2 separate regions of the Homo sapiens genome follow, and region 2 is linked to region 1. A link is a contact called in ENCODE Hi-C or POLR2A ChIA-PET data. All regions are on one chromosome and are shown on one strand. The core of a region is the stretch at or near the end of the contact, and the rest is flanking DNA. Distances in the headings are between cores, read along the strand shown.

Evidence for each region. A loop is a pair of places that touch in the nucleus more often than their neighbours do. ChIA-PET counts read pairs that join two places held with the same protein, here RNA polymerase II (POLR2A). Pooled maps may share reads with other maps.
Region 2: a map of gastrocnemius medialis shows a loop between it and region 1 (9-fold over the local background). The contact joins the promoter of HFM1 here to the promoter of ZNF644 in region 1. A Hi-C loop is called at or near these places in 2 of 168 maps with a recorded cell type or tissue (CD8-positive, alpha-beta T cell and gastrocnemius medialis), 1 of 37 single-sample maps with no recorded cell type and 14 of 50 pooled maps. POLR2A ChIA-PET finds 5 or more read pairs at or near these places in 7 of 52 experiments (Caco-2, H1, WTC11 and 3 more).

Annotation. Positions count from the first base shown.
Region 1 is chr1:91,018,158-91,024,089 of GRCh38, forward strand. ZNF644 (zinc finger protein 644) reads right to left here and starts at 3,878. Exons shown (of 6, transcript NM_201269.3): 1 at 3,833-3,878. It also overlaps the pseudogene RPL5P6. RefSeq lists enhancers at 3,135-3,684, 3,685-4,234, 4,235-4,784 and silencers at 3,468-3,537, 3,868-4,097.
Region 2 is chr1:91,402,248-91,408,421 of GRCh38, forward strand. It overlaps HFM1 (helicase for meiosis 1), which reads right to left and starts at 2,590. Exons shown (of 39, transcript NM_001017975.6): 1 at 2,551-2,590. RefSeq lists a silencer at 2,185-2,564.

The sequences.
Region 1 (5,932 bases), core at 2,628-5,127:
TTTGTTTCTTAAGGGGAAGAGGAGAAATCTTTTAGCCAACCAGCAGGGTGAGCTAGTGCTAGCATCAGTTCCATGATTCTCAAATCTCCCAAAACTCAATGGTGTAAACGGCTTGCACTATTAACAGCAGCTATTTATTTCCCTCTAATAAACCTGAATCAAAAACACCACTTCTAGAACTGCTTCAGTCAATGCTATACCTGACAACTTTACTCAATATTTACAGATTCTCCATATACGAAATAGACATTCTCTCTACCAGAAAGATTAATAAGTGTAAATAAAAGCTCATTTGAATATGTATCCATAGTATTACAGTATCCACTCTTCATTCTCGTTTTATTTTACAAGGTTACTAATTTAAAACATTTAGAAAACAGTTTAAAAAATGGTTAAAACAAGTGCTCTATAAAATCAGGGTTAGATAACTCAACATGCCAATTTCTCCATTTGCTGCAAGCTACAATTGTCTTAAGACCTGACTGAAAAGCCTTCCCAAGAATAAGATTCACTTTTCCTTCCAGAATCACATCCTGAGAAAATGGTCTAAATAAGTAACACTAAAAAACAATATTTAGGATGACAGAAAAAAAATGGACCTGACCTTTCTCTAGATTGCAGATATCCCACCACTTCTATTCTCTTTGAAACTTTCTTTTCTCCTCCTGCTACCCATTAACAGTCTCAATTCAACCAAAACACTCTTATAACTTGAATGACAAACTAAAACTGGAAAATGTTTAAGGTTGGCAGGTGACAGACCACTTTATAACTACAAATAACCTGAAAGTGACTCTAATTTTCACAAAATGAAAGTGTAAGTAAATCCACTCACATAATGTTGAAAATTATAAAACAGCTTATCAACTAACAAAAATCAGTAATTTAAAAGCACCTTATATGACCCATAAAAACTTTTAAAACCTTAAAACAATTTAACTTTTTGCTAAATCTGACATTCAAAGAAGTTAAAAATCACTATAGGGTTCCACCATAAATGACTGTCACTACTTGTTCAATTTCCTAACAGACCTTAGAGGTACCACTCAGTAGAAGTAGTAGTCTTAAAAAGTTGTTTTAAAGAAAGGGAACATTCTGAGTGGCACATTCGTTTATCCAACCAAAACACTATTACAAAATGAAAGACACCATTATTTTCAGCATTGATCTCATTTCTTTTCCTACATAATAACTGGCAATAACAGCAGTTATTTCAAACTTTCAAAGAAATTTATCAAGTCCCTGGTTGTTGTTTTTTAATTTTTCAATTTCTGGGTCAAGACTGCATTTGGAAAACCTTAAAATTCAAAAGCAACATTGCTCTGAAACTATCTGATATTTCTGTATTTTGTACCTGATTTTGTTTCACTGAAAGTCACTTTAAAAACCAAGTTAACCACAGAATATGAAAGTTTTTTTGTTTTTTTGTTTTGAGATGTAGTCTTGCTGTGTCACCAGACTGGAGTGCAGTGCCACGATCTCAGCTCTCTGCAACCTCTGCCTTCCGGGTTCAAGTGATTCTCCTGCCTCAGCCTCCCGAGTAGGTGGGACTATAGGCACCACCACGCCCAGGAAATTTTTACATTTTTAGTAGAGACGGGGTTTCACCATGTTAGCCAGGATGGTCTCGATCTCTTGACCTCGTGATCTGCTCGCCTCAGCCTCCCAAAGTGCTGGGATTACAGGCGTGAGCCACCGTGCCAGGCCAATATGAAAGTTTTTAACTTATTGTCACAGAAGTTCTCATGAACCTAACAATATTTAATTAACAAGTATTCTCAATAACATTCCCTTGTTTTTTTAACCATTAGTTGTAGATATTCACCTTCTCATCCCAGCAATATGACAAATACAAACAGCAATGGGTAGAGGCTGAAAGGCAATTTTCCATTATGCCACTAACTTAATCATCTCTGGTCCTCAATATATTGTAAAAGAGGAGGGTAAGAGCAGTTGTTCTTTGATATTGCTTCCACTGTAAAACTTTATGATCCAGGAATACATTTGCTAATGTTAATGCATCTCCTATTCATTAATACAAGACTGTTCTGTATTAGAAGCTAAAAAAAGAGAAAATATATATCTGAAAAGAACAAGGAAATGAAAGTTAACTAATGTTGAAAAATTCAAATTTCAGTTTGAACACAGAGATCTACACAGTGATCTAATGTGTTTAAATATCCCTCCAACCAAGGAATTCTGTTAATTGCCAACACAAAACATTAGGTGTTTCAAAATTTTGTACTTCATGAGTTAATACCAACACAAAGTATGATATAATTGCAGTATAACTTTAATTTGTTAGAAATTGTAAGACTTTTAAAAGCAATACATACCACTGCATTAATACTAATCAAGCTTTATGCTTCACCAATTAAAATGTCTAAGCTAGATTATAGCCTTATTATAAAAACGAGGTTTTTCTTAGCAAGCCTACCAAAATGCAATATTACTGCCATCAAGTTCCCTAGATACTTACACATGCAACTGAAGGCAAACAGCCAGGTTTCCTTTCTTTGAGAAACTTTAGTTGTCTATTTTTTGAAATGTTTTCCTTCTCATGGGACCAAAAAATGTTTACAACTAAAGCAAACTACTGCAGGGAGGGAATACACAATTAAAACAAATCTACCATCCAGATGCAACAAGCGTGGAATTAGGACTGGACAGGATAGTCGGCGGTGTTGTGATACTTCTGTTGAAATTATTAACAAGACAAGACCATCATTCGCCCCCAATTATGTTTATCCCCTCGTTGAGTTTGATGATCACACAAAATCTGAAGTCTAAATATAAACGTTTTTATATTCAAAGTCAATATTCAAGAAAACTTTTCCACTAATGTTGCTAAACCATAGATGGATCCCAACAAGAGTTGTCTGTAGAAGTCTCGTAACAAGTAACCTTTAGCTCCACCACCTAAGTTTCCAATCACTGAGAAGAGTCTGGGACAACTCATCTTCAGGTTCACGGGAGAAGTGGAGCACACCTGCTTTCCTCTGGCAGAGTAACTTCCCAGGGACACAAAGGCCAGAGAATCAGACCTGGAGAGGCAAAAAGCTTTAGCTGGACACCCACCAAGCCCCTGGCAACCCAAACACTTCGAGCGATTTACCTCTTGCTGTTACTTCCCAGGCACCTAGCCGCATAAGATCTTGCAGGACGGGGGGAGGGGAGGGCTATGCGGTCCTGTCCCAAGTAAGGGGAGGGGTGTAGACAGTTAATGCCAGAGCCAGCGTTTCTGGCCACAACCGAGCAGCCTCAACGAGAGGGGTTGGTGACTGCTCTCGGCCCGCCCCGTTACTCAGTGCATTGCAATGGCGACCGCCAGGCTCCCCAAGCCGCCTGATCTCGGCCCCTTCCCCCTACTGCTCACTGGCTGCTCGGCTTCATGTGACTAAACAAAACCCCCAAGTCTAGTGCCCAGCTCAGCCCCTTTGTGTCCGCTACCGGATCCTCCGACGCCGCAGCGGAAAGCCCCCCCCCCATCCCCCCGCCGAGTCCCGCCCCGCGGCGGCGGCCGCCGCTCACCTCAGGCTCCGTGGCCCCCAGCGACCGCCGCGGCCGCCGCCTCCCCGAACCCGGGGCCCGGGCTCCTTGTGTAGCACCAACTCCGCCTCCTCGGCCGCCGCCGCCATCTTAGCCTGTGCGGCAAAATGCGTCCTTTTGGATGGCTGGGACCCAGCCTAGGGCGTAGCTCCCCGGGCCCGAGAGCCGGAGGCCGGGTCCCCCAAGTTCTTCCGCCACCCTCAGTCCCGCCGCTGCCACAGCCCAGAGGCCCGAAACCCACTCGGGTCCCAGCGAATCTGACCAAATAACCCCTGAAACTCACAGTTTGGTGCCGTGTGCGTCAAACCGGGGCGACGTTGGGAGCACGCGGCGTCCCCGCGTCACACGCCGCTCTGTACGCTACTCGGCTCCAGCGGCCCCCCTCCGCTCCCCGCTTTTCGCCTCCAGCCCCGGTTCCCACGGCGCAGGCGCGCTGCTTTCCCGCCTCTGCCGGGCTGCGGGCCGCGGGGGTGGCCAGCGAGGAGCTCCCGGGAAGCTTCGCGCTGGTGGAGCGTCTGGGCCAATTAGACAAACGAGGGCAGCGGAAACAGTGCACCACTGTTCTCGGGTGCCAGAAACCAAACAAGGTCACCTCCCCCAGCGCTGACCTAATCACTCCCAAGGAGGTTCCCGCCCCAAAGTAGGCACGCTCCAAATATGGTGGTGCCCAAACTCTGCAAGACCCAAGCACTAGGCATGCCTAGGCCCTTTAAGGTGGAACAGGCCCAGGTTTGAGTTCCACGATCACGAGCGTGCAAAAATCTCTGTTATTTTCCTCTTGTTGAGGAAAACAGCAATATTTGCCAATCACAACTGTGGAGTAATGGCAGAGGGAAGGTTTTAGGATCTTAAGGGGGCAGATTGTTGGGAGTTGCTTGATGGCCAGGCAAAGCATCAAGTGTGACATCTCAGTTACCCGGACAGCCTGCCCTGAAAGGTGGCCGAGGTTTGCTCCAGTTTGACTCTCTGAGGATACTCTCTCCCTGCATTACTGAAAGTGTCGTGGTTCTACGAATTAAAGTTATATAAGAAGCATGTGAGATGCTGGTTAACCCTTCAGAGAATCAGTCCCTAGAGGGTTCTGGAAATTTTCATTTTTAACAAGACTTCACCACAGGATCCTGGGGCAGAGAAACACTGAGTGGGCTATTCTTTTGTTTTTCGACTGAGCCAACGAGAAACTGCTAACATGTTTAAGATTAACCAAGAGTTCTTGAGAAATCTACTGGTCCCGCCTTAATTATTTGGCTTCTCTGAACCTCTGTTTACTCATTTAAAAATTTAAAAATAAAAAAGTTTTCCTTAGTTGTACAGCTGTCATTACTGTGGCCCTCCAAACCCTCAAGATGTTATTGACATTCGGAAGAATATACCATAACTGCATTTATTTGACAAGAATGAGAAACATTCTCTTTCCTATGGAATGATGCCTTCAGCAACAGCAAACGTAGATTCCAAACAACAAATATTTGACTAAACACATTAATTGCTTCATTACTTAATAGCTAACACTTTTGAGTGCTTACTGTGTACCAGGCATTGTTCTAACTTGCTCGATTTCATTGTAACCCAATGAGACAAAGAGGAGTAAGGTGATTTTCTCGAAGTCATACAGTTCTTTGGGCTCTTTAAAATGCAAATCTCCTGTCTTCATTTACACAAATGTGTAAACAATAAAATATAAATACGTATATATTTGCAGTCAATGGGGGAGGGGTGCTCTTTGGATCATTTCGTTTGCAGAATCCATTAAAATTGGACATTCTCAGTTTACTATTGGACTTACTACAAAATATTATGTACTATGGAAATTCTTACATTATATCACTGTAAAAGCAGTTACTAAGAAAATAACTGTCATTAATGTATACCACTGACTAATGTGCAGACAAATCACACAAGCAAATAGAATCATTCAGAACTCAGCCATGATCAGGAACTTGTCTCACTAATGAAGCTGTTTTTTACACTAGAACTCAGCAACTGAATTGTAATACTGTGGAAGTCATAATAGCAGTAAAAGTAATCATAGTAATTATAATAGTAGAAGTAGTAATAGTTGATGAAACGCTGTACAAAATGGATCTCAAAAGCTTCTATGAATGGCAGAAAATATAATGACAGAAAGCTTGAATAAGGTAATGCGAAAAGAAAAAAAAATACACGTGAGTTCTCTGTCTAGCCGCAGACGTGGGTCTCTGTTCTGCAGGATGGGGTTTGTAAAAGTTATTAAGAATAAGGCCTACTTTAAGAGATATCAAGTGAAATTTAGAAGACGACGAGAGGGTAAAACTGATTACTATGCTCAGAAACACTTGGTGATACAGGATAAAAATGAATACAACATACCCAAATACAGGATGATAGTTCGTGGAACAAACAG
Region 2 (6,174 bases), core at 1,340-3,839, 380 kb after region 1:
ATGGGGAAGGGAGAATGTTTCCACATACAACACTTGACAAATGCTACTGTATGAGAACTAAACCTGTATATATACTTCAGGGCTGTTCTTACTGATATAGAATATTGTGGGGTTTTTCACTGTTTTCGTTATTGGGTTCTTCCCCCTTCCATCTGTTTAATATAATTGCCCTCTTCATTTTTCTCTATCTATTAATCAGTTACCAACAAAAACAAGTAGTAAAAATGAAACAAACTAGTGTGGTTCTATAAATGTCTAAAACAATTTGACTATACGAAAAATAGAAGCCTAGGATAATAGGGCAGGAGGTAGAGGGAGTCATTCAGAAATATGCGAAGTCTTTAACAGCTTTAAGTAAACAATTTCAGAACTTGAAAACAATTATCTGAAAAAGTATAAATGAAAATGTTAATCATGTTTTTATATTGCCCAAAAAGTAACAAATAAAATGTTCCCTTTCTAGTTTTAGGAAAACTATGTTCAAACAAAAGAAACTTTTCCTAAAATAAACCTCACCAGACCAGTTTCATATGGCTTTGCTACCTCAGAATTTAAGTCAAAAATCTTAAGGCTAACATTTATACACTTGAATACTTTCTTCCTAAAGCAACTACAAATAGACAACAAAACTACAAATTTAAAACATTTGGGAAGAAAAGCGTTGCATAAACTGACAAAAACCTCCTATACAAACAGCAAATATTTTCAAAAGAATTTTTGATTTCTAGTTCTAGCATACAAGAATATAACTTGTTTGGGTTCAGAATAAAAATATCATGTACATATTTTAGTTCTTATATACTCCTGTGAAAAAACACCCCTTATCTAAAACTGCATCCTCTCATTCCGCATTATTTTTCTTCATAGCATGAACTGATAACTAACATTATAGTATATGCTTAGTTGTTTATTATGTTTCTCCCTTTAGAGCAAGCAGGGACTTTTTGCTCATTAATGTGTTCCAATAACCCAGAATAGTGCCTGGCACACAGTAAATGGTCCATAAGAATGCATTGTGGAATAAATGCATTAGCAAGAACCAGTTTATAAAAATAGTGTCAAATAAAAATAATTTTCTGTTAATTTAGAAACTTAAAATTTGAGCCCCAATCTTCAACGTTCAGTTAAAAAATGTGAAATTTTTTTCTAGTTCAGGATTTATGTAAATAAAATCATGAAGGTTCTAAAAGATGATGAATTTGGCACTTTCATTATGTAAATCTTTTTTTAAAAAAGAAACACAGGTCCTAAAAGGGACCTTGCTACAGTTCAGTATGAGTTTGTGATGTGAGGGGATGCTATTTTAAATTAATTAAAGTTCTAGGTTTAGATTCAGATTTTTTAAGTTCCTATTATTTATTATTAAAGTTTTAGTTTCAGCACGTGGCACAAAATTAGATTGCCAAACACAATAAACAATATCATCCCAGGTAGTTTTAAGTGTCTGCTCTGCTATAATCACTGTTAAAATACTTAAGCTATTTTTGAGTCTACATAATTTGCGGTGCCGACCTTCTCTAGTTATATTAATGACAATCTCTAGTTAAATATTAATACAACTAGATACAATTAATCTTTAGTTATATTAATGACAATTCACCATTTTGTCTTCTGTAATCTTTACTTATTGTATAAAATTATTGTATACAATTATTGTATAAACTTATTGTATAAAATTGCAGGCCTATTACTTCTTACAATTTTTACTCAGAAACATACTCCTTATTTTAAAAGTACAGAAACTCAGATAAAAATTATTGATTTGCTAGAAATTTTTGTGAGTTAAGGAAGAAGTAGGGACCAACATTTACGGGAATAACCGACCGTCACAAATAACTGCAGAGAATCTGACAAAGAAGGAAAAATCAACGGGAACAAATTACTCCGAGGCTCGGCCTGGGAAAGGACCATACAATTGTCGGAGCCCCAGATCTCACCCCCTCTCCCCAGGCACCAACAGGGCTGGCTGGAAGGGTCCGGCTGGGGACCGAATCAGCACCTAAAGCAAAATAACAGCTCTGTGGATTTCCTAAGGAGAATATCCTAAATCCAAGGCAGAGGCCTTAGGGCCCCGAGAGTGGCACAAGAACGGGGCGCTGGGGCGCGTCACTCCACCCCCCGGGTCCCGTTTCCTCCCACCGCTGTGAAACCCGCGGCTCAGACAGATGGGTACGTCCCCCCCAGCGCTCGCTCAGGGGGCGCCACACACCGGAACACAAGACACAGGAACCGAACACCAATCAGCCGACTTTAGGGGCGGGCCGGACGCCCAGCCGGTCCCACCTCGCGGGGAGCTGGGCCCGCCCTGCGCCCGAGCGCGCCGCAGGCCTCACCGCTTTCTGACTGGAAATGCGGCTGAGGCGCTGGCGCGGGCCGGCGGCCTGGAGACGCCTGGTGACCAACAACTCGCCGCGCCCGTCCGCTGCCTGCCCGGCAGACGGCTCTAGAGATCGACCGCTGCCCGGACGGCTCGGCTGGGTCCCCACTTCCCCGCGGGCGTCGGGCCCCCGTCCCCACCTTCCCCGCGGGCGTCCGGGCCCCTCTCCTCACCTCCCTGCGGACAGCTCCTAGGCCAGTCGAGCGCCGATTTATCAGCCCCTCTGAGGACCGCCAAGCCTGGCTAAGCCGAGCTCCAAGCAATGGATCGCCCAAGCCCCCAACCTCTCCCTTCCTACCTTTTTTTCTCCGAAAGTTTATAACTGGTTTTGAATATATCTCTTGCAGTTTACTGTGTCTATTCTCTTTAAATACAGCTCCTAATCCTGGGTTCTAAGGGTCTACTAAATGGTACCCTTTCCCTAAGCTAACCTGCTTCTCTACCCCCACAACCACCACTCCACAAACATACCCCAACCTGCCTTTCTCATCAAAGTTAGCCAGGCCTCAGCTCTGGGACTTCCGGTCTCTTCGTACCTAAAAAGTGTTTTACCTATATTATTTATAAAATATCACAGTGGCACTCATGAGGTCGGTATTACTGGGGAACTTGATTCAGAAATAAAGTTAAATTTCAGAAATAAATATTCTAAAACACAATGATATTTAAATGTGTTTAGCCAACATGAATTTATAAAAACAGGGCAATAATGTGTTCTTAGGCTGTAAACATGAACAAACTATAAATTATCCTTTTAAGTTTCTTTAGAATTGTCCTCTGAAGATTTGGCAGGGAATGTTTTGTAGATGATAAAATAGCAACGAATCAATGATGCTTTTCTTACAGAGACATTTATCTTTCCTTTGGAAACCCCCACCTGTGACATCTAGGGCCAACCTACTGCTGTCTGACTGCCCTATTCCTGTTCTCTTTTTTCTTGCAGTTCTACTGTTCATTAGCTATATGACCTTGGAAAAGACCCAACCTTTAAGTCTTAATTCTGCATCCTCAGTGATACTCATAAGCTCTAACTCCTAGATACTGCTGCAAGGGTTAAATAAAATAATATTTGCAGTAGTCCTACCACACAGTAAATGCTCATGAATATTAATTTCTTTCACCTTCTCTGAAATGTAAAATTATTCCAGTAATTGGGTGAGCCAGTTATTTGGATACTGATAAAATAACAAGTCTTTGTCTCTTGGAGAAAATAACATTTTGACTGCATAAACTATTCTTAATAGAAAGGTTGAATTATCATTCCTCTCAAAAATACTGGAGAGGAAAGTTACTTTCCATAGACTGCATAGAGGAAAATAACGAAACAGTGCATTTGTTATAGTGAACCCCTCAATGTGTTGAAATTCATACATTGAATTCTAACCCCCGATGTGATGATATTTGAACGTGGGACTTTTGTGAGGTAATTAACTCAAAAGGGTAGAGCCTTCATGAGTAGGATTGTGCCCTTTTAAGAGGCCAGAGAGTTAGCTCGCTCTTTTCCTACCATGTGAGGATACAGGAGGACGGTATCTGCAAGCCAGGAAGGAGGCCCTCGCCAAATACCGGATCTGCCTGCACTGTGATCTTGGACTTCTCAGGCACCAAAATTGTGACAAATGTTTGTTGTTTAAGCCACCCAGCCTATGGTAATTTGTTATAGCAGCTTGAACTAAGATAGGGTTTGAGTGATAGAATTGTAGAATTCAGCAACAGGCAGGTACAGGGGAGTCTTACTGTCAAAGCACACAGTAGCAAATGGCCACCATGTTCATAAACAAAAACATTCATTCATTCACTCACTCATTTATTCAAGAATGCATGTGGAATCTATAGAGCCTTACTTTCTCTTAAAATAATGTAATAAAAATGTCAAAGCTGCAGTTTTTAAAAGGAAGCCTCAGGACAGTGATAAAGTTACTAAAAATCCCATTTTGGGGGGAGGGATTACCATGGTTTTTAGTAATGTTGCCACATTTCTCAAGAAAACATTTTAATCCTAAAGATTTAATTTTACAACCAGTGCAACAATGTCATAAGCAATCCTCCAAATTGAATAACATAACTAACATTTGAAATATAGTCTTCCCGGTCAACTTCTGGCATGACTGCATAAAGAGCTTTGCTACCTCACTTCTCAGTGAAACTGGTGAAAATTCTAGAAAAATGACTCAGACCCTCTGGAAATGATCCTAAGGGCAAACAGCAAAAGAAGAAACATCTTTTCAAGAAAGAGATACAAAAATTTGGTAAGAAAGGCAAGGCTCTGTGGTATTTTATCCAAGACTCCCAAGTTCCAGCTTAGCAAGACAGGCTCCATTCTAGACAGCTGCAGCCAAGAATACAGAGCTCTCTCTGCACCCAGCTCCCACTAGAAGGCGCGCTTTCTTTCTTTCATTGTGGTAAAACATGCGTAATATTTATAATTTTAACCATATATAAGTGTATAATTCAGGGACATTAAATACACTCATAGTGTTGTATAACCATCACTCTTATCCATACCCAAAACTTTTTCATTATCCCCAACAAGAAATTTGTGCCCATTCAGGGAGGGGAACTTCACACACTGGGGCCCGTTGGGGGGTGAGGGGCTGGGGGAAGGATAGCATTGGGAGAAATACTTAATGTAAATGACGAGTTGATGGGTGCAGCAAACCGACATGGCACATGTATATCTATGTAACAAACCTGCACGTTGTGCACATGTACCCCAAAACTTAAAGTATAAGAAAAAAAAAAAGAAATTTCTGCCCATTAAACAGGAACTCCTTCTTTTCCCCTTTCCCTAATTCCTGGTAACCTCTATTCTACTTTCTATTTCTATGAGTTTACCTATCCTAAGTACTTCATATAAGTGGGATCATACAATATTTGTTCTTCTATTTCTGGATTATTCACTTAGCATAATGTTTTCAATGTTCATCCATGTTGTAGCATGGATCAGAATTTTACTCCTTTTTAAGGCTCAATAATATTCTATTGTATTTATATACCACATTTTGTTTATCCATTTGTAATCCTGGCTAAGGGACATTTGAGTTGTTTCCACATTTCCACCTTTTGGCTATTGTGAATAATGCTTCTATGAACATTCGTGTGTAAATATCTCCGTTCAAGTCCCTGCTTTCAATTCCTTTGGATATGTACCTAGGAGTGGAATTGCTGGGACATATGGTAATGCTATTACAGCCAATGCCATGAGTTCTAGCTGATGTATCCAACATAACCAAAATTTTCTTCACTTTGTAACATCCACATCTTTTACACCCTGATTAGTCAGTAGAAATTGATATTGAAAAATTAGTCTCAGGCTGGGCAACACAGCGAGACTTCATCTCTACCAAAATTTTAAAAACTAACCAGGTGTGGTGGTGTGTGCCTGTAGTCCTAGCTGCTTGGCAGGCTGAGGCAGGAGAATGGCTTGAACCAAGGAATTCCAGGCTGCAGTGAGCTGTGATCCCACTACTGCACTCCAACCTGGGCAATAGAGCAAGATCCTGTATCTAAAAAAGCAAGAAAGAAAAAAGAAAAATTAGTGTTGATGGCTCTAGAGAAGCAGGAACCAAGAAATGTTGAGGTTTCAAGACTATTTTTCTGCAGATGACAGCCAGAAATGTGTTGTGTTTTTTATTGTCAGATTTGGACAAGAAACAGTGAAGAGATCATTTGGGAAGAATCTGAGAATTACAAAATTAATTTCTGAGAAAAAAACAGAAAAAAAGGAAATAAAGGTAGTTTGATATGATGGGATTCTCAGGAGGAAAGAAAAGTTTAGGGAGTTAGGGCCAATTCAG